4 separate regions of the Mus musculus genome follow, and all the other regions are linked to region 2. The links are chromatin loops, found by intact Hi-C in ENCODE. Cell type or tissue: heart. All regions are shown on one strand.

Region 1 (5,000 bases), 87 kb after region 2:
AGAACACACACACACACAGAGCACAGCACACACACACATACACAGCACAGCACACACACACACATAGCACACACATACACACACAGCACACACACACACAGCACACACACACAGAGAACAGCACACACACACACACACCTACACAGCACAGCACAGCACACACACACACCTACACAGCACAGTACAGCACACACACACACATACACAGCACAGCACACACACACACACACACACAGCACACACACACACACACACACACATAATGAGGTAAATATTTTTCACTTTTTAAAAAAAAAATTATGTATGAGTGCTCTATCTGCATGTACACCTGCATGCCAGAAGAGGGCATCAGATCCCATTATAGATGGTTGTGAGCCACCATGTGGTTGCTGATAATTGAACTCAGGAGCCCTGGAAGAGCAGACAGTGCTCTCAAATGCTGAGCCATCTCTCCAACCCATATTTTTCACTCTTAAAAAAACTTTTATTGGGGTTGGTGAGATGGCTCAGTGGTTAAGAGCATTGGCTGCTCTTCCAGAGGTCCTGAGTTCAATTCCCAGCAACCACATGGTGGCTCACAACCATCTGTAATGGGATTTGATGCCCTCTTCTGGTGTGTCTGAAGACAGCTACAGTGTACTCATATACACAGGATAAATAAATCCTTTAAAAAAAAAAAACTCACTTTTACCAGGCATGGTGGCACATGCCTTTAATCCCAACACTTGGGAGGCAGAGGCAGGCAGATTTCTGAGTTTGAGGCCAGCCTGGTCTACAAAGTGAGTTCCAGGACAGCCAGAGCTACACAGAGAAACCCTGTCTTGAAAAACCAAAACCATAAAATTAAAATAAATAAATAAATAAACCCACTTTCATTATTTTTATTTTATGTGTATGGTATTTTGTCTGCATGTGTGTCTGTGGACCACGTGTGTGTCTGGTGCTCATGAAGGCCAGAAGAGGGCACCAGGTCCTCTGGAGCTGAGTTACAGACAGTTGTGTGTCCCTCTGTGAGCGATAGGAATTGAACCTGGGTACTCCAAAAGAGCAGCCAGTGCTCTTAACCACTGAGCCATCTCTCCAGCCCAGCCCCTCCCCAATAAAATAAATCTTTTTTTTTTTTGAAGATTTATTTATTTATTATATGTAAGTACACTGTAGTGTCTTCAGACACTCCAGAAGAGGGAGTCAGATCATGTTACAGATGGTTGTGAGCCACCATGTGGTTGCTGGGATTTGAACTTCGGACCTTCGGAAGAGCAGTCGGGTGCTCTTACCCACTGAGCCATTTCACCAGCCCCAAAATAAATCTTTTAAAAAAACAATGGGTCGTCAGGGAAGAATGGAGCATGTGTATCATGGGTGACTTACTTTAAAATATCCTGATTCGCAGCTATTGCAGAAGACCTGAGTTTGATTCCCAGCATCTTGGGAGGCAACTACAGGGTGGCAGCTTGCAGCTGTTTCTAACTCCAGTCCAGCAGATCTGGGACCCTCTTTTGGTCTCCATGGGTACCAGACATGCACTTGGTATATAGACATATATACATGCAGGCAAAACACTCATACATTTAAAACTTTAAAATCTTTAAAAATTAAACAATAAGATTTATATAGCTATAATTTTAAAAAACAACAACACATTTCAGTGTAGAGCTGGAAAGGTGGCTCAGTGGTTAGGAACAGTGGCTGTTCTTACAGAGGACCTGAATTCAGGTCTCAACATCGACTCTGGGCAGCTCCCAACCACTTGTCTCTCCAGCTCAAAGGGATTGTACGCCTTCTTCTGGCCAATGCAGATACTACATGTTACTCCCCACCCCTATCACACACCAGAGAGACATCAAATAATCTTTTAAAATCGTGTATGTGACTCTGGGTATGCCTATGTCACAGTGTACCCGGGGAGGTCAGAGGAGAATCTTCTGTGTATACCAGGCTAGATGGCCCATTAACATCTGGAGTCTTCTGCTTCCCAATTCTCTGTAGAAACTCCGGGATTCTAGAAGCACACCACCCTATTTGGCTCTGGGGGACAAACTTCATGTACAGCGGTCATGTCACCCATTGGGCCATCTCCCCAGCCAGAAAGTCTTTAAAGACTTTGTCTTGAAAACTAAGTGAATTTTTTCTTTTTAATCAAGTTCAATCTGAGTGGCCATGTTATACCGCCACCTGGTGGCAGCATACTAAAGTCACAGGTTTGATTTGAATCGGGATGCATGAATATCACAAAGCCCCGTTTTTTTGGATGCAACTAGAGGTATCAGAGCCAGACCTTCACCCGTTGCTGAAGTCCACTTCCCTAGTTGAGCTCCCAAGTTCACAGCTGCTTTCTTTGTTGTTTGTTTGTTTGTTTGTTTGTTTTGAGTCAGGGTTTCTCTGTGTAGCCCTGGCTATCCTGGAACTCACTCTGTAGACCAGGCTGGCCTCGAACTCAGAAATTCACCTGCCTCTGCCTCCCGAGTGCTGGGATTAAAGTCGTGCACCACCACACCCGGCTGCTTTCTTTGTTTCTGAGCCACAGTCTCTATTTTCTAGACAGGAACCCATCCTGGTTCTTCCTCCTGGTCTTGTCCTCCAGCGGAGAGTCCCAGCCCACTCCAGCTGTGCACCAGAGCAAGGCCTGGTCTAGAGAGAGCTCTCTTGTTCATTCTATTACGTGTCTGTCTTAGCATTCTATTGGGACACCGTGACCAAGACAACTCTTATAAGAGAGCACCTAGCCGGGCAGTGGTAGTGCACACCTTTAATCCCAGCACTTGGCAGGCAGATTTCTGAGTTTGAGGCCAGCCTGGTCTACAAAGTGAGTTCCAGGACAGCCAGGGCTACACAGAGAAACCCTGTCTTGGAAAAAAAAAACCCACACAAGAGAGACCCCTTAATTTGGGGCTTGCTTATGGTTTATAGGACTAGTCCCTGATCACCATGGTGGTGGGTATGGTGGCATGAAGGCAGGCATGGTGCTGTGAACTAGCTAAGCGCTTTACATCCCAATCCACAAGCAGCAGGTTGCGGGGCAGGGCACTGGTCCTGACTTGGACTTTTGAACCTGTAAACACCTGGTGACACCCCAATTCCCACAAAGCCACACCTCCTAATCCTTCCCCAAGCCCATGGGGACTTTCTCAATCAAACCACATCTCTCTTTCTATAAGACTAGGTGGGGTGGTGCATGAAACCCTGGCAGGGAGTACCAGAGGCAAACACCATGAGGGACTTTACTCTAAAAGGCCCTCTGTCTGAAAAGCAGAGGCTGTGCTCTACCTGGAGTCCCCTCACATCTGCCTTTGGATCCCCTCCCTGCTCCCAACCCAAAGGACTAAGGACTAAGTGAAAGCTACCCACTAGCCTGGCATTTACAGAGCAGCGCCCCCCCCCCCCATGGGAATAACTCACCAGGGAAGGGAAGAGAAGCCCTGTAGCTGGGTGTCCCCAACCTTGGCAGCCACCAAAGATGCCCTGAAACCTGGAACACCAGCCTTTCAGTTACTGCTGGGGCCAGGATCCTGGGTGGCCCTGGGATAAGTCACACACTCATTTGAGCCTTGACTTGTTCACCTCTAAAAGGGGACAGAGAGTGCCTCTCCCGACAGTGGCTGCAGGGTGCAGGGCTGAGCAGGCCAATCGTCTCCCTCCCCTGCATCCTTGGAGACATTTGAAGGAGCTGCTTCGTCCGTGATGAGAGTCCATGGGGCACCCCACGGTGGCTGTGGGCCACCAGCAGTGAATACTCTGCTATCACTATCTTCCCCAGTGAAGCAAATTTCAAGTGAGGTCACCATGGTAACCCAGACGTTGCAATGTGACCAAAATTTTCAATTGCATTGTCCAGTCTATCACCTTCTGGAGGAAGAGAAGGAAGGAGGCCTCAGTGCCTCTCCGTGATAGCTGCCACTGGGGCGTGGAATCTTCCGGAAAGAAGGGATCAGGTGGGTACAGGGTGGGACCAGAGTGGAGCTGGAAGGCCTTGGGGACTCTGAAACAAGGCCTGGGCAGAAATTCACTGGCTTCTAGTACCAGCCTAGGCACCGTCTTGCTCTGCAGCTCCTGACTGCTTTCTTGCCCTCTCTGGGCCTCTAGGAGAGCCTCACCCAAGAGTATTTCTTCAAGGACCAGAGAGGTGACAAAACTAGTCAGCCAGGCCAAGGAACTTGGCAGCATGGGGTTCCCATCTGGGTCTGTCCCCTCGCTCATCCTCTCTCCTGAAGTAGGAAATGGGCCTTTGCGGCCAGCATAGTAAAGGATACCATTGAGCTGGGCCTGGCGTTGCAAACCCCTCTGTTTGGAAGGCTGAAGCAGGAGAATTTCTAGTTGGAGGCTTTTCTGGGCTATAGAATCTGGACACCTCAGACCATGGCTCAAAACAAAAAGTCTAAAGTGGCCAGGCAGCCCCACCTGGTGGACTGTCTTTGGCCTCTTGGTCTGCAGCTCTTCTCTTGCCCCTCCTCCTCCCTCTGCTCATGGTCTGGTTCAGTGTGCCAGCCAGCCATGTTCAGCCTGGATGACTCCACTACCTGCCTTCTCCCTCTATGTACACTGAAAATCATCCCCAGGTAGACCAGAAGTTCAAAGTCATCCTTGACTAGATAATGAGTTCAAGGCTAGCCTGGGCTACATGTGAACAATCTCAAAAAATATATAAGTAATTGAAATGTAAAAGTAGATAATGAGTTCAAGGCTAGCCTGGGCTACGTGTGAACAATCTCAAAAAATATATAAGTAATTGAAATTTAAAGGTAAAGAGTGAAAAGGAAGGCCGGTGTAACTCAGTGGACGAGCACACGGGGCTATATCAGCCCCAGAACCATGGCAACAACCACAGCGAATGGGCACCAGCAGCACACTTGTGACACCCATTTAATGTCCTAACCTCTGCACTGTCCCTGACCCCGTGCCCCGGGGCAGAGGAACCTGGATGTGGTGGGTCTGGGTGCCCATGGTGCAGGTAGTTATGAGGAACTAGGAACAGAGATGGAAGCAGGCTGCTGCCCCAGCCT
Region 2 (5,000 bases):
CAAGCATCAGGTCACCAAGGGTTCTGCCTTAGTTCCTGCCTTGAGTTCCTACCCTAATTTGCTTTCATGATAGACCGCAGTCTCAAAACTGAAACAAGCCCCTCCCTCCCCAAAGTTGCTTTGCTCACGGTGTTTATCACAACAATGAAACCACCACTAAGACGCTCTCTCTTTTGATGTGTGGTGTGTGATGTTTGATGTGTGATGTGTGTGTGTGTTTTCAGGTTAATGCAAACAGGCCATCACATGTCCTGCTCAGTCCACCTTCTTTCCTTGAGACAGGGTCTCTCACTGAGCCTGGAGCCAGGATAGCAGCAGCACACCACAGCAGTCTGTCTGTCTCCCCGACCCCCAGTGCTGGGCTTATGGGCACATCCTCAACTGCACCTAGATTCTGCAAGAGTGCTGGGAATTTGAACTCAGACCCTCATGCTTGAGCAACCTCGCTCTTTCCCACAGAGCCATCTCACGTCAGTGGATTAATACACGCACTCCCCAGACCATTGAGGCAGTGGAGTCACCCTCCAGAGGCAAATGAAGAGGCTGAGGCACTAAGAAGTTAATCCTGGGGACTCTGCTGGGGGCAGAGCTGGGGTGCACCTCGGGCTCTGACATCAACTCCGGCGCTTTTACTCCTAACAGAGGCTGAGACTCCCTGCTGCTATGATGCTGTGTGATTTGGCATAGTTCCTTCCCCTCTCTGAGCATTGGCTTTCTCATCTATGAGGTAAGAAGACTGACCATCTCATCCCTCGGGGTCACGGCAGGGTCAGGGTTCAGACAGAAGGACTGGGAAAGCCATTGGACTGGCACCCTTATGGGCTGGCTTCAAACCTAGACTCACAACAGCCCCTCTCAGAAAGACGTTATGCTAACCTTGAGATGGCTTTAAAGATTGCTTTAAAAGGAGACACTAGCGGTGAGTGTGGCAGTGCACACTTTTAACCCCAGCACTCTTTTTTTTTTTTTTTTTTTTTAATTTTTGAGACAGGGTTTCTCTGTATAGCCTTGGCTGTCCTGGAACTCACGCTGTAGTTCAGATTGGCCTCAAACTCAGAAATCCGCCTGCCTCTGCCTCCTGAGTGCTAGGATTAAAGGCGTGTGCCACCACGCCCAGCTAACCCCAGCACTCTTTTTTTTTTTTTAATTTTTAAAGATTTATTTATTTATTTTATGTATATGAGTACACTACAGCTGTCTTCAGACACACCAGAAGAGGGTGTCAGATCTCATTACAGATGGTTGTGAGCCACCATGTGGTTGCTGGGATTTGAACTCAGGAGACCTTTAGAAGAGCAGTCGGTGCTCTTAACCACTGAGCCATCTCTCCAGCCCCCATAACCCCAGCACTCTTGAGGCAGGGATAAGTATATCTCTGTGAGTTTGAGGCCAGCCTGGTCTACATAGCAAGTTCCAGGCTGGCCAGGGCTACAGAGTGAGATCCTGTCTCAATAAAACAACAACAACGACTCCGTCAGCATAAAATGAGACACTCAACTTGTAACTCGCTGGACCACTGCCATCGAGGTGTGAGTGGTGTGCCAGCTGCGTGTGGTGGCTATGCTTGGTTGTCGACTATATCTAGAATGAACTGAAACCCAAGAGATCTTAGACATGGAAGGAAAAAGCGCTTGCTCTTTGCCTGCTGGCCCTCACTCTCACTGGCAAGTTTAGTCCTTCACGGGTGCTAGGACCGGTTCCTTTAGGATTCCAGTGTCTACTGACGGCCAGCTGAGACACCCTGCCTCGCGGACTGAACAACTACGGGATTCTTGGGATTTCCATTGGGAGTTAGTGATTGTTGGGCTAGCTGGGCTAGCCTGTTAGTCACTCTGAAATATTATACATATTCTATCAGTTCTTTCTTTAGAGAACCCTGACTACTGCATTCTGGGAATTCATCTTAACGCATCCCTTAATAACCTTAGGAAGAGGCTGGAGAAATGGCTCAGTGGTTAAGAGCACTGGGTGCTCTCCCAAAGTCAGGACCACATGGTGGTTCACAACCATCTATCACAGGATCGGACGCCCTCTTCTGGCGGGCAGGTGTAATGCAGATAGAGCACTCTGATACATAAAACAAACAAACAAACAAACAAACAAACACCTTGTGAAGCTCCAGGCCCTCGCTTGCTGTGTTTAACCCTCAGTGGAGCCTAACCACTTGCAGTTCCAGTTGGGGTAGCGTCCTACCTCCCCACCTTCTCCAAGATCCCCCTCACAAGGTCCCCCCTCACAGCCCAGGGAACTCACTTTGAAGACCTTCTCGTCGGCAAATCTGATGGCACCAAAGGCCATTGCCTCCATCAGCACCATCACGGTCAGCTGCACCAGGTTGACCTTCCCCAGGACAGCGCCCGCTGAGATCAGCACAGGTAAGGTGCTCATGGTAGCTATCTGGATGCTGAAAAGCGGGATTAGGAGGCAAGTAGGAAGGGGAGGGAGAGAGAGGGAGAGAGAGGATGAGAGGACGAAGAAGAGTTCTCTCTCTTCAGGCCCCGCCCACAGGAACGCTACAGAGGCAGAGTGGGGCTGTCCTGTGCTCCATCAGGGCGGCACCTGTGGTCTGAGTTTTCTTTGCACAAAGACACGATACAGTGATGCTGGGAGTCTCAGAGCCTCTCCTACAAGTCACTGCGACTCAAAGTGGCTTTTTCTTCCTCAGGGACACAGCTGCCTGAATTTCACTGCCACCTCACACTTCCTTTCTGCCGTGGCCACTCAGATGCTCAGTAGAGGGCGCCCGTGTACCTGCTGGCCCACCACCCAAGCGGCTCATTAATCTTACGGAGCATCCGCCAGTAAAATAAGAATGACCTATTGGTTTCCCCGGAGCTGGGCCAGGGGTTAGAAGGAAGACATTGTATATGCATATATAATACAAAAATGATTAGCAATGGCAAGCACTTGAAGAGGAAACTCGTAAATTGGGGCAGGCATTATGAAGACTGTCAAATCCTTCCTCTCCTGGACAAGTGTGCAGGTTTGGTGTTGGGATTCGGGTAGAGAAAAACATTGTTGTTGTTATTTTGTTTTGTTTTGTTTTCAAAGTGATTTTGGTTGGCTTGGGAGACACGGGGCTTCCTGAGACAGCTGTGCCAACTGGGCTTATCAGGGAGGGCCTCCAGGGGGAGGTGGCACTGAGCTTTTCTCTGAAGCCTAGGAATTTAATGAAGCTGGCATCCGGATGCTGTTTAGAGGCTGCGGAGATGTCCAAGGTTAAAGGTCAGCCCTCCATCAGCAGGGATTGCTAGGTCGGCACTACGTTCTCTGTAGTGTACAAGAGGCTAGGGAGTCGGAAGGATGGCTAGTACCTACTGATAACAAACATGAGATTCAGGTCCCAGATCTGAAGCCAGATCTAAAGCCAGAGTCCACTCATCTGCACACAGCCTTCCTAGCAATCACTGTTGTTCATGAGGCTCAAAGGTGTGAGGGGAAGGTAAGAGAAGGACATGGGGAAGAGGTCCTGTGTGGACCAGGAGTGACTCAGTATGTGGGGAATCTCGGTGGTCACTGCGACCAGACAGGCTATTCTTGATGAGTGAGTGCTTACTGCTCTGACAAGCTCAGTACAGAAATCACTGGGCAGTGGGCAGTGTGGGAAGACCCTGACATGGGGTGGTTAAAAAGCCTGATTCAGCCGGGCAGTGGTGGCATGTGTTTTAATCCCAGCACTCCAGAGGCAGAGGTAGGAGGATGTCTGTGAGTTCGAAGCCAGCCTGCTCTACAGAGTGAGTTCCAGAACAGCCAGGGCTACACAACAAATGAAACTCTGTCTTGAAAAAATAAGGGGGGGGGGGGGATTTTAAAAGGCTGACTGAGCAATATCGGGACCTTGGATGACTTCCTGTCTAGGATAGAGACAACACCTGGGGAGTTCCGGTAAGAGCAGAATTCTTGAACACACATCAGACACAACAAGGAAGTTGATCACCGCCTGGACTTTCTAGGGAGTCTTCTGACCCCCCACTACCACATAAAAGTAACAGCATACTTGTAATCTCCACACTCAGAAGGCTGAGGCAGGAGGATCTCTTGTGAGAGGAGACCCTCAACTGAGGAACTGTCTCCATCAGATAGGCCTGTGTGTATGTCCATGGGGCATTTTCTTCCAGGCCCCGCCCACCAGGCCTTCCCTCTCGCTGCCCAGTTGATCCACACTGCTTCTGCTAAGTCATTTGCTGATATTTAGAAGCAGCATCCACCATGCACGAAGGACCAGTAAGCCCCCAGGTCTGAGCAAGTACCACGTGGTCGGCATCCTGTGCCAACTGCTGAGGAACCCAGCCTCCAGGATCAAGTAACAGCTGTGTTCTCTGCTCTCAGGGGTGAGATGTCCGTTATCATTATTTTAATGTAATCTAATTATATATATAATTTTTTTTAAAAAATTTTCCGGGGGCTGGTGAGATGGCTCAGTGGGTAAGAGCACCCGACTGCTCTTCCGAAGGTCCAGAGTTCAAATCCCAGCAACCACATGGTGGCTCACAACCATCTGTAACGAGATCTGGCACCCTCCTCTGGTGTGTCTGAAGACAGCTACAGTGTACTTACAGGTAATAAATAAATCTTTAAAAAAAAAAAAAAAATTTTCCAAGACTGGGTTTCTCTGTGTGGCCCCAGCTGTCCTGGAACTCGATCTGTAGACCAGGTTGGCCTCAAACTCACAGAGATCCACCTACCTAGGGCTCCTGAGTGCTGGGATTAAAGGCATGCATAACCAATAACCAGCCACTGTTTTTTGTCTTTAAAGATAGCGCCTCTCTAGGGCTGGTGAGATGGCTCAGCAATTAAGACCACTGACTGCTCTTCTGAAGGTCCTGAGTTCAAATCTCAGCAACCACATGGTGGCTCACAACCATCTGCAACGAGATCTGATGCCCTCTTCTGTTTTGAAAACAGCTACAGTGTACTTTTTTTGCAAGAATTTTTTAAAGATTTATTTATTTTATGTATATGAGTACACTGTAACTGTACTGATAGTTGTGAGGCATCAT
Region 3 (5,000 bases), 54 kb after region 2:
GGCCTGCAGGAGTTGTTCCTGATCAACGCTGAGACTGGCAGCAGGCAGGTGGTTTGCTTTACACGGGTTTGTAGGCACCTGTGTAGGCATAGCAAAGACTTGATTTAACCTTTCCTGTATTCTAAATTAGAGGGGACAGATGTACATGCTGCCTGATTGGTGGTCCTAAAAGACGCTGTGTGTTCATCCTGCCTCTTTATGTTTGCCTATCGAAGGTTCTTTTTGACAAAAAGACAACAAGAAGAGTTTGTGCCTTGTTGATGCAAATTTCTCTATGATCAAACTGACAGATGGGGAGAAGAGTAAGAAATTTGTCCTTTTACCCTGAGCTTGTTTTATTGGTTAGTTTCTTTCTGTAATTAGAATTTAAATTACTGCCGGGCAGTGATGGTGCATGCCTTTAATCACAGCACTTGGGGGACAGAGGCAGGAGGATTTCTGAATTTGAGGCCATCCTGGTCTACAGAGTGGGTTCTAGGACTGTCAGGGCTACACCTGTCTCGAAAAGCCAAAAAAAATAAAAAAAAATAAATTATCCATAGATAAGGCCTGGTGATCCCTGGGACCCACATGGAGGAAGGAGAGAACAGATGCTGGCAAGTTGTCCTCTGACCTACATGCACACACACACACACACACACACACACACACAAAACACTTGCACACACAACAAATACATTTTTAAAACAAAAGAAAAAGGAAATCTCTTGATAAAAATTCCATGTGGGAACATAATACTAGATGTAGATTTAGTCAGAAACATGCCTCTTCTCAACCTTAATTAACTAAAAGTAACAATGGTATGTGACACTGACCGGCAAACAGGTGTGTTGTTAACTCTGTCTTCAATCTGGAAGCTGAGAGCTGAACTGGAGGCTGTTTTTTGTTTTTGCTGTATGTAACTTACTCAGTTCAGTAAGTTTCTTATATTCCACTTTCTTTGGCATTTTTAAAGGCCAAGGACAATTTATTCTTTGAAGAAGAGTTTTTATCATGGTAAAACATGTAAACCAGAGTATTGATTGGTTTTAATATTGTGAGTGATAGCAAGAGAAGAGAAATGGGATCTATAGTATCTCTCACTCCTGAAGCAGGTCTCTGTGCCCCTTTGGACGCACACCATTGCCTCTGCCGTGCAGGAGTCCATCCACAGCTTCCCTATTATCTGCCGATGAAGTCAGAAGAAAGTTCTTTCAGATGTTCAGAGTGGAGAGACCAGTTATTGTGCATCTTATTTCAGAAGGAATTCCCCAAAATTGGCTAAATAAAGCAGGTGACACCTTTGCTGCAAGTTATTTAACATCTTTACATGATTTTAGTACCAAAACAGGTTTCCTGTGTTTGTTTGGTGTTGCAAGTGAGGTGAAACTGCCTTCTCAGGCAGCCCAGCTAATTGTGATGCTAATTGCCTCCTGCTACCTGATCTACCTTTGGTATAGAAGATTGAGGACCCAAATGACCAGTGACCTAGGGCTGTGGTATTTGTGCCCCTTGCCTGCTCCTGGGGACTGCTGCCTCCTGTTGTCACCAGTGTGGACTGTATCTTCACCTGTAGGCACCCCCAGAGTAAGTTTCTGTTTTAGAGAAGTACTTGCTGTCAGAAAGTTAATAGAAAATATATTTAAGTAGTTTTAAAACTTCTATAGAATTATTTTCAACTTTTTTGTTTGTTTGTTTTTTTGGTTTTTCAAGACAGGGTTTCTCTGTGTAGCCCTGGCCGTCCTGGAGCTCACTTTGTAGACCAGGCTGGCCTCGAACTCAGAAATCCGCCTGCCTCTGCCTCCCGAGTGCTGGGATTAAAGGGGTGCGCCACCACGCCCAGCTATTTTCAACTTTTAATGTACTATGAGGATAAAAGGGATCTAGGTGTGGTGGTGCACACCTTTAATCCTAGAACCTGGATCTCTGTGAGTTCAAAATAGTCAGAGCTGGGCTGGTGAGATGGCTCAGTGGGTAAGAGCACCCGACTGCTCTTCCGAAGGTCCGGAGTTCAAATCCCAGCAACCACATGGTGGCTCACAACCATCCGTAATGAGATCTGGCGCCCTCTTCTGGAGTGTCTGAAGACAGCTACAGTGTACTTACATATAATAAATAAATCTTTAAAAAAAAAATAGTCAGAGCTACACAGTGAGAACCCTGTGAAAAGCAACCCAACTATCCAACAGTGAGAGAAATTTATATAAATAGTCCTGGACCCACCTGTCTCTGCAGGGATTAAAGGTGTGTGCACCTTTTATTTTTTATTTACTTTGGAGACAGGGTCTCTCTGTGTAGCTCTGGCTGTCCTGGAAGTCACTAGCGACCAGGCTGGGTTTGAATTCACAGAGATCTGCCTGTTTCTGCCTCCTGAGTGCTGGAATTAGAGTATGCCACTGCACCTGTCTTCTAGTACAGTTATTGTAAAAATCATACTTTTGGGAGTATTAAAGAACTTTAGAAACTATTCACAATATGAGGCTCCATAAAGAAGACAAAGCAATGTAATTAGAAACATCTTTCCCAATGTATACAAAAAAGAGATCTGACGCGAAAAGCTGAAATGTTGACAAAAGCTACAGCCTGTGGTATATTAGACAGACATTTTTTCTCTTTACTTACACACATTTCCAGAATTCTCCAGGTGAATAATAATGAAAGCATTTGAAAGGAGAAAAAAATTTTTGATTTTATTATTTATGTGTATGTATATATACATATGCATGTGTGTGTGTGTGTGTATGTATGCATGCATGCATGTATGTATGCATGCATGCATGCATGGTGTTTTGCCTGCACAAGTGTCTGTATTAGAGTGTTGGACCACCTGGAACTGGAGTTACAGTTGTGAGCTGCCATGTGGGTGCTGAGAAATGAGCCCAAGTCCTCTTAAAGAGCAACCAGTACTCTTAACTCTGAGCCATCTCTCCAGCCGAGAAAAGCATTTTTCTAAGAAAATTATCTACTATGGTTAGAGAAGGCCTTGCCATTTCTTTTTCTCTTGCTTGTCTGATTTTGATGTATGTATGCTTGTTGAATGCCATTAACTGCTGTGTTTAAGGTGTTAGTTTCTGAGTAGAGTGAGTGTGTCATCTTTAGATGAACAAGCTGAACTCAGTTGTCTCTGTCTTAGGGTTATCATTGCTGTGATCAAACACCGTAGCAAAGTCACTTGGGGAAGAAAGAGTTTATTTGCTTTAGCATCACTGTTCATCACCAAAGGAGTCAGGACAGGAACTCAAGCAGGGCAGGAACCTGGAGGCAGGAGCTGATGCAGAGCCCATGGAGGGGTGCTGCTCACTGGCTTGCTCCCCCGTAGCTTGCTCCACTTGCTTTCTTACAGAACCCAGGGTGCTACCATCTACAATGGGCTGGGCCCTCCCACATCAATCACTTAGTAAGTGCCCTAGAAACTTGTCTACAACAGTCTTATTTATTTATGTATGTGAGTACACTGTATCTGTATGGATAGTGTGAGCCTTCGTGTGGTTGTTGGGAATTTTTAGGACCTCTGCTCACTCCGGTCAACTCAGTCCCTGCTTGCTCTGGCCCAAAGATTATACATAAGTACACTGTAGTTTTTGTTGTTGCTGTTTGTTTATTTAAGGTTTTATTTTTAAATATTTTTACTTAAATTATTTGAGACTGGATTTCTCTATGTAGCCTTGGTACCCATAACTCTGTAGACCAGGCTGGCCTTGAATTCCTAGAAATTACCTGTCTCTGCCTCCCAAGTGCTGGGATTAAAGGGGCTCACACCACTGCCTGGCCTGATACTTAATTTTTTAAAATGTTACATATTGTTTATTTATTAGAGAAAAGGGCTCACTTTGTCATCCTAGTTGGCCAGGAACTGGAAGAGTATAGACCCAGCTAGTCTCAAAGTCCCACAAATCGACCTCCCTCTGCTTCTTGAGTTCTGAGATTAAATTTGTGTGCCATCATGCCAAGGTTATTTTTATTTAATTGTGTGTCTGTGTGTGTCTGTGCAGGCAGGCTCCCACGTGTGTTGTTTTCTGTATGTGAGTACAGTGCAGGGAGAAGTGTGAGGGGAGCATTGATTCCTTGGAACTAGACTTGTGAGCCACCCGAGGTGGGTGTCAGGAACCAAGATCTGCACAGGAAGAGTGTACTCTGCTCCACTGAGCCCTCTCCACCTTCACACAGCTGCTCTCCTTATGCATTTTGTTGGAGCATAGCTCGCTTGTTTACACAGTTCCTGTGGCTGCTTTTGTGGCAGAGTTGAGTAGCTGTGACAGACTGTAGCTACAAAGCCACAAATACTTACCTTTTGCCCCTATTCAGAAAATGTGTTGGCCTGCTGGGTACAGCTCTTGTTTGTTCTTTCCTTTTAATAGATTGTGAAATTCTATTAAAATAGAATGTCTTCATCTTTGTGTCTTTATTAAAAAAAGGTTCATAGTGAATGAATATGTGTTAGCTAAGAGAGTAACCTGGGAGCACGGAGCTGAGTGAATGAAAAAGACGCTAGGTATGAGACCAGGAAACCTTACGCTGGAGAAATGGCTAAGTAAAGGCGTCTAGGCAAGGGGGTCTGGGTACTTGGGCATGATACAGTATACACGTTGCCTATAGGCTTTTCCCAGAAAACTTGGGGAATTTGCCAAGGCCAGTCCAAAGTCCTCTTTTGGTTTGAGAAACCCATTATCTTACTAAAGGACTCTGTTCCAACTTGATTTTTGTGAATTCTTTTTTTATTTTTGTTTCTTTTTGTATGTATGTTTTTGTTTTTGTTTTAAACAGGATCTTTCTATATAGTTCAGGCTGTCATGGAACTTGTTATGGAGATCAGGGTAGCTGAGAACGTGGAGATCAATTGTCTCTGCTTTCTGAATGTTATGATTAAAGGCATGCACCATTCCTGGGGATTTTGTGAATTCTTGGCTCAGGATATTTTAAAACAGACTTAAAATGTTAGTAGCCAAAAATGTTTTTATTCTTAATGTGGCAAAAATTCTAGTTAAACCAGAAAGCAGCGAGGTCATGTATGTCAACCAAGT
Region 4 (5,000 bases), 340 kb after region 2:
TTGCTGCCCGCCACTTCCGGCCCTTCCTGCCCCCTCCAGGTCAGGAGCTGGGCCAGCCCTGGTGGATTATCCCCGGGGAGCTGAGCGTCTTCACGGGCTATTTGTCCAACAACCGCTTCTACCCACCACCGCCCAAGGGCAAGGAGGTAAGGACAGCACTGGGAGATGCAACTTCTGCCTGGAGCCACCTTGGGAGTGGCCATTTCTATCGGAACCTGGACCCAAGAACCAGGCATCCCTCCCCCTCAGTCTCCCTCTTGGGGCCTTCGGGTCCAGAGCTGACAAACCAGCTAGGATCTTACTGCCGCCCTAGGTCATCATCCATCGCCTGTTAAGCATGTTCCATCCACGCCCCTTCGTGAAGACCCGCTTTGCCCCTCAGGGCACCGTGGCCTGTCTGACTGCCATCAGCGATTCCTACTACACCGTGATGTTCCGGTGAGTGTCACTGTGCTTGAAGTGTAGGAGAAAGCCAAGCCAGAGACCCCCAACTTTACCACCTCCCTCCCTGTTGGGCTTCGGTTCTCTGAGCATCTGTTTCCTCCTCGGTGGGTCAGGGGAGTAGTAACTTCCTACAGATTTGGTGAGAGGTGTCTGGAACTTGCTTAGCCCTGAGCTGGAATTAGCTGGTGACCAGGATGGTGTCATTCACACACAGGGCCAGGGTATGAAATACACACACACACACACACACACACACACACACACACTCTGGAGAAGGATGGCAGAGAGGGTTGGGGCAAGGCTTCTAAGGAAGATGGCACAGAGCCTTTTAGAGGAGTGACATTGGTGGTATCTCCTGCTTTCTCCTTGACTCTGACCACACAGGAGTCTGGCCACGGCTCCCCGGGCTCTGGGAGAGACTGGGGAGGGATCCAGGCTTAGCAAACTCCATTCCCTACAGGATCCACGCGGAGTTTCAGCTCAGCGAGCCTCCTGACTTCCCCTTCTGGTTCTCGCCCGGCCAGTTCACCGGCCATATCATCTTATCCAAAGATGCTACACACATCCGTGACTTCAGGCTGTTTGTGCCCAATCACAGGTAGGAGCTAGCCCTGGCACAGCCTCAGCACCCTTCTCCTGTGTTCTGCTGCTGCTGCTGCTGCTGCTGCTGCTACTACTATTATCCCTGAGCTCAGAAATCAGGGGGCACATAAACTCTTCAGTCTCTGCCCTTCCCTCAATCCCCAGTGCCACCACTTGGTGACCAAGAAGAGGCAGCAGGAGACCGCTGAGCAGTCCTACCATCTTCTCAGATAATCTCCAGGCACTTGGCACTCCCTCCACCTCCACCTCAACACAGAGCCAAGGCCCTAGGGCCAAGCAAGCCAGCTGGGGTCTTTGCTATTGTCCCACTGCTGCTGTAGGTCCTCCCTAGACTCAGTTTCTCTTGTCCTCCTAGACATGGAACCTCACCTACTTGTGCCACCATGGAAGGTCAGCAGCTGGGCAGGGCCCATGGTAATCCAGGGAGGCTTCCCAGAGGAGGTGGCATCTAGTCAAAATCCTTGGGGAGGGAAGGAAATAATACATATATGGGCTTGAGAGAAGGCAGACATCATAGGGTCTTGGTGGGACTTCTGGGACAACTGTTACTCTAGTTATTTGTCTGTTCTGGGTCAGCCCCATCAGCAGATCTGGGGACAAGGGGTGGAGTGTTGGCGGGGGGTGGGGGGTGGGGGTAGGGAGGCAAGAGTCTTCCCTGATAGCAAGTAGACTTTAAGCAGGCCCATGGTGTCTTGTGCAAGAGCTGGAAGTCCTGAGGCCCCAATGCAAAATTTGTTCTTGGTAGCAGGGGGCTGTGTGGCTGTGAGCAAGGCCCTGGCCCTCTCTGGGCCTCAGTTTCCCCACTGTTCTGGTAGAAGACTGACTGTTTTACCCATGGATCAGGGGTAACAATAGTTGGGAGAGCCTGAACTTACTAGAGTGCTTTCTCTCCCTCTCTAGAGGGGCAGGGCAGAGACATGGTGTTCTACCTACCCCCTTCATGAGTTGAACCCAGTTCTGGGCAGAAGCTGGCACCAGTGTACCTGATTCAAGAACCAAATAACACAGAGGGTAGACGATTAGCCAGGATCTACTGCTTCTAGGACTGTCTAAGATTCAGGTCCCAGGGACACCTCTGAGGGTGTTCAGTCACTTTGCAGAGACTATTGCTTGGTGGTCCTGGGGCTCCCCCGTGTGGCAGACTTTCAGACTGCACTGAGCAAGCCAGACTTCTGAGCTCTGTGGGTGAGTCAGCCGGGAGGTCCTGGGCCTCAGCTCCAACCTGGGTCTTACTGCTGCCTCATCCTGTGTCCTGCAGCGGGGCACTGCCCCTGTCTCTGCCACAAAGGGTCAGGAGAAGTCTATGGGTCGTGCTATGAGAGCCCTGTGCACTATCCAGGCCTGGCCCAGGCTCTGCTGTCAAACTCCCTGTGTCTTCAGCTGCTTGCATTAAACAAGATGTCACCTGGGCTTTGATGGTGACGTTGTTTTACCCTGGCCATCCTCAGGTCCCTGAATGTGGACATGGAGTGGCTGTATGGGGCCAGTGAGACCAGCAACATGGAGGTGGACATTGGCTACGTCCCCCAGGTGAACACTCAGGTGCCCCCACCCAGATATGTCCAGCTGCAAGGCCTTGCCCTGAGCCCCGTCTCCCCACTTCTGCAGAGTAGAGCGTCCCTGGAGGTTTCTCAGGGCCCTTCTCTGAGACACCCCTCACCACTGACTTCCGGCCCAGATGGAGCTGGAGGCTGTGGGCCCCTCGGTGCCCTCTGTGATCCTAGATGAGGACGGCAACATGATTGACAGCCGCCTGCCCTCAGGAGAACCCCTCCAGTTTGTGTTTGAGGAGATCAAGTGGCATCAGGAGCTGAGCTGGGAAGAGGCTGCCCGGCGCCTGGAGGTGGCCATGTATCCCTTCAAGAAGGTGAGGCTGAACGTGAAGGCCAGAGCAAGACTCCTTGATGGAGGCCAAGGCTGAGAACTCTGGTCTAGTCATGCTACTGTGCTGGACCGTTGGGGCACAGCAGTCCCTTCTGCTCCTCTGAGCTTGGAGAAGGCTCACATGGCTCAGCTATGCCCCTTCACACACACACACACACACACACACACACACACACACACACATAAATACTTCACTGGCACAACCACAAACAGGGCCTCGGCCGCTCAGTAGCTTGTCTTGGTTTGACCACAGGTCAACTACCTGCCGTTCACGGAGGCCTTTGACAGAGCCAGAGCTGAGAAGAAACTTGTTCATTCCATCTTGCTGTGGGGGGCCCTGGACGACCAGTCCTGCTGAGGTGAGGGAAGCCCTGGTCAGCTCTAAGGGGAAGCGGGGGGTTTCATACCTATGGCTAGGTTACAAGAGGCTCTGGGACAAACAAGACTTGGAGCCATGAGGACTTGGGCCACTGAGGTCCCAGGGTCACTTGCAGTACTTGGGTGAGCCTAGAAGACAATGCCAAAGTGTAGGAAAAAGGCCAGGCAGATGTGTTCATGCTTGGCCATTTTAATTTAGTGACCTTGACCAAGCAACATCCTTGCCCTGAGTCTCAGTTTTCTCAACCATGAAGTGGGCAGAGCATACCAGTCGTGGTATCGGGTGTCATCATATCGTGTATTCTGTCAAGTAAAATCTACATGTGAGAGAGGAGACAGTACCAGAAGCTGGGCTTGGGTTTCTTATCCAGAATGACCGCCAAGGACCTTCTGGAAAGTTCTCTGAGTATCTAACAGTTAGCTCAAAGATGAGATAAGCAATGCCCCTGCCTTAATCTTGTCACCCAGCCAACATTATGGGTCCCTGCCGTAGCTACGCATTATCCCAGTGTGGTGTAGACACATGCAGGGCAGGTAACCCCAGGGCAGCGAGCTGTGTGCAAGGCAAAGTGGGGTAACAGAAGAGAAGCTGGGAGGCCTCTTGGAGAAAGTGACATTTAACCTAGGATGGTGAGAGGTGGCGTAGTGGTGTGTCACATGACAGGAGGAAGAGGGTTTGAGTGGAACGTGCCTGTGTAAAGGCCCTAGAGACAGAGAACGAAGTGGAATCAAGAATCTGCCACTGGGACTGGAGAGATGGCTCAGTGGTTAAGAGCACTGGCTGCTCTTCCAGAGAACGTGGGTTCAATTCCCACCGCCCACGTGGAAGCTCACCACTGTCTATGATTCCCAGTTCCAGAGGATCTGATGTCCTTATACAGCCACACATGCAGGCAAAACGCCGAGCACATTAAAAAAAAAAAAAAAAAAAAAAAAAAAAAAAAAAAAAAAAAAAACCTTTTTATTTAAAAGAAAATAGAAAGAAAAGAGAGAGAGAGAATCGGTCACTGTGACCAGGCCCTGGGCCACCCCCAGCTGCAGCTCGGCGTGCCAGTTTGTCCATGCTGATCCTACAACTTCCTCCTTCAGCATCTACTCCTTGAGAGTCTGTTCTTGGCTTTTCATTTGAGACAGGCTCTCAGTCTGTAGCTCAGGCTAGCCTATAACTCACTCACCATGTAGCCCAGGCTGGCCCTGAATTTGTGGTCAGCCTCCTGAGTGCTAGGATACAGGTGTGTGCCACCACTCCTAGCTTCTGTCTACTCTTTTAACCTGTTACTTCACCTGGGTGTGGAGACATTCCAAAACCCCACGGAATTTACCTAAGCTGAGGTCATTGCTGTAAAATCAGGGCTACTCACCCTTGGCCTTACCCTGAACAGGTTCCGGGCGGACTCTCCGGGAGACTGTCCTGGAAAGCCCGCCCATCCTCACTCTCCTCAATGAGAGCTTCATCAGTACCTGGTCCCTGGTAAAGGAGCTAGAAGACCTGCAGGTGAGCAAGGGATCAGGGGGAGCGGCCTGTGGGAGTCCCCACGACAGCACTGGGCCCAGATACCAGGAAGTATCATTGTCTCCACAGACCCAGCAGGAGAACCCACTCCACAGGCAGCTGGCAGGCCTGCACTTGGAGAAGTACAGCTTTCCTGTAGAGATGATGATCTGTCTGCCCAACGGCACTGTGGTAGGTC

What was found. A loop is a pair of places that touch in the nucleus more often than their neighbours do. Peaks named below come from ENCODE experiments on the same cell type or tissue, not always from the same donor. Only the 100,000 strongest peaks of a DNase experiment are listed, where the experiment ranks them.
Region 1: it touches region 2 in a loop (8-fold over the local background); 20 of 42 quality-filtered maps call a loop at or near these places.
Region 3: it touches region 2 in a loop (2.3-fold over the local background); 4 of 42 quality-filtered maps call a loop at or near these places.
Region 4: a loop joins it to region 2, with 2.8 times the contacts of the local background. A loop is called at or near these places in 17 of 42 quality-filtered maps.

Annotation. Positions count from the first base shown.
Region 1 is chr4:134,790,540-134,795,539 of GRCm38, reverse strand. No RefSeq gene overlaps it. Among named protein-coding and RNA genes, the nearest start is that of Ldlrap1, 25 kb to the right of the region's middle. In heart, CTCF peaks have their summits at 346 (motif pointing right), 1,974 and 2,179 (motif pointing left); no DNase peak of the experiment used is centred here.
Region 2 is chr4:134,877,294-134,882,293 of GRCm38, reverse strand. Rhd (Rh blood group, D antigen) reads right to left here. Exons shown (of 10, transcript NM_011270.3): 3 at 2,254-2,404. Among named protein-coding and RNA genes, the nearest start is that of Rhd, 15 kb to the right of the region's middle. In heart, CTCF peaks have their summits at 2,039 (motif pointing left) and 2,732 (motif pointing right); a DNase peak (open chromatin) is centred at 2,733; H3K4me3 peaks cover 830 bases; H3K27ac peaks cover 675 bases.
Region 3 is chr4:134,822,951-134,827,950 of GRCm38, reverse strand. The region is part of intron 6 of Maco1 (macoilin 1); the gene reads left to right. Among named protein-coding and RNA genes, the nearest start is that of Maco1, 28 kb to the left of the region's middle. In heart, a CTCF peak has its summit at 2,097 (motif pointing left); no DNase peak of the experiment used is centred here.
Region 4 is chr4:134,540,627-134,545,626 of GRCm38, reverse strand. Selenon (selenoprotein N) reads left to right here. Exons shown (of 12, transcript NM_029100.2): 4 at 1-146; 5 at 314-438; 6 at 905-1,042; 7 at 2,496-2,577; 8 at 2,726-2,914; 9 at 3,185-3,290; 10 at 4,692-4,804; 11 at 4,892-4,993. Among named protein-coding and RNA genes, the nearest start is that of Mtfr1l, 7.7 kb to the right of the region's middle. In heart, no CTCF peak of the experiment used is centred here; a DNase peak (open chromatin) is centred at 2,186; H3K27ac peaks cover 422 bases.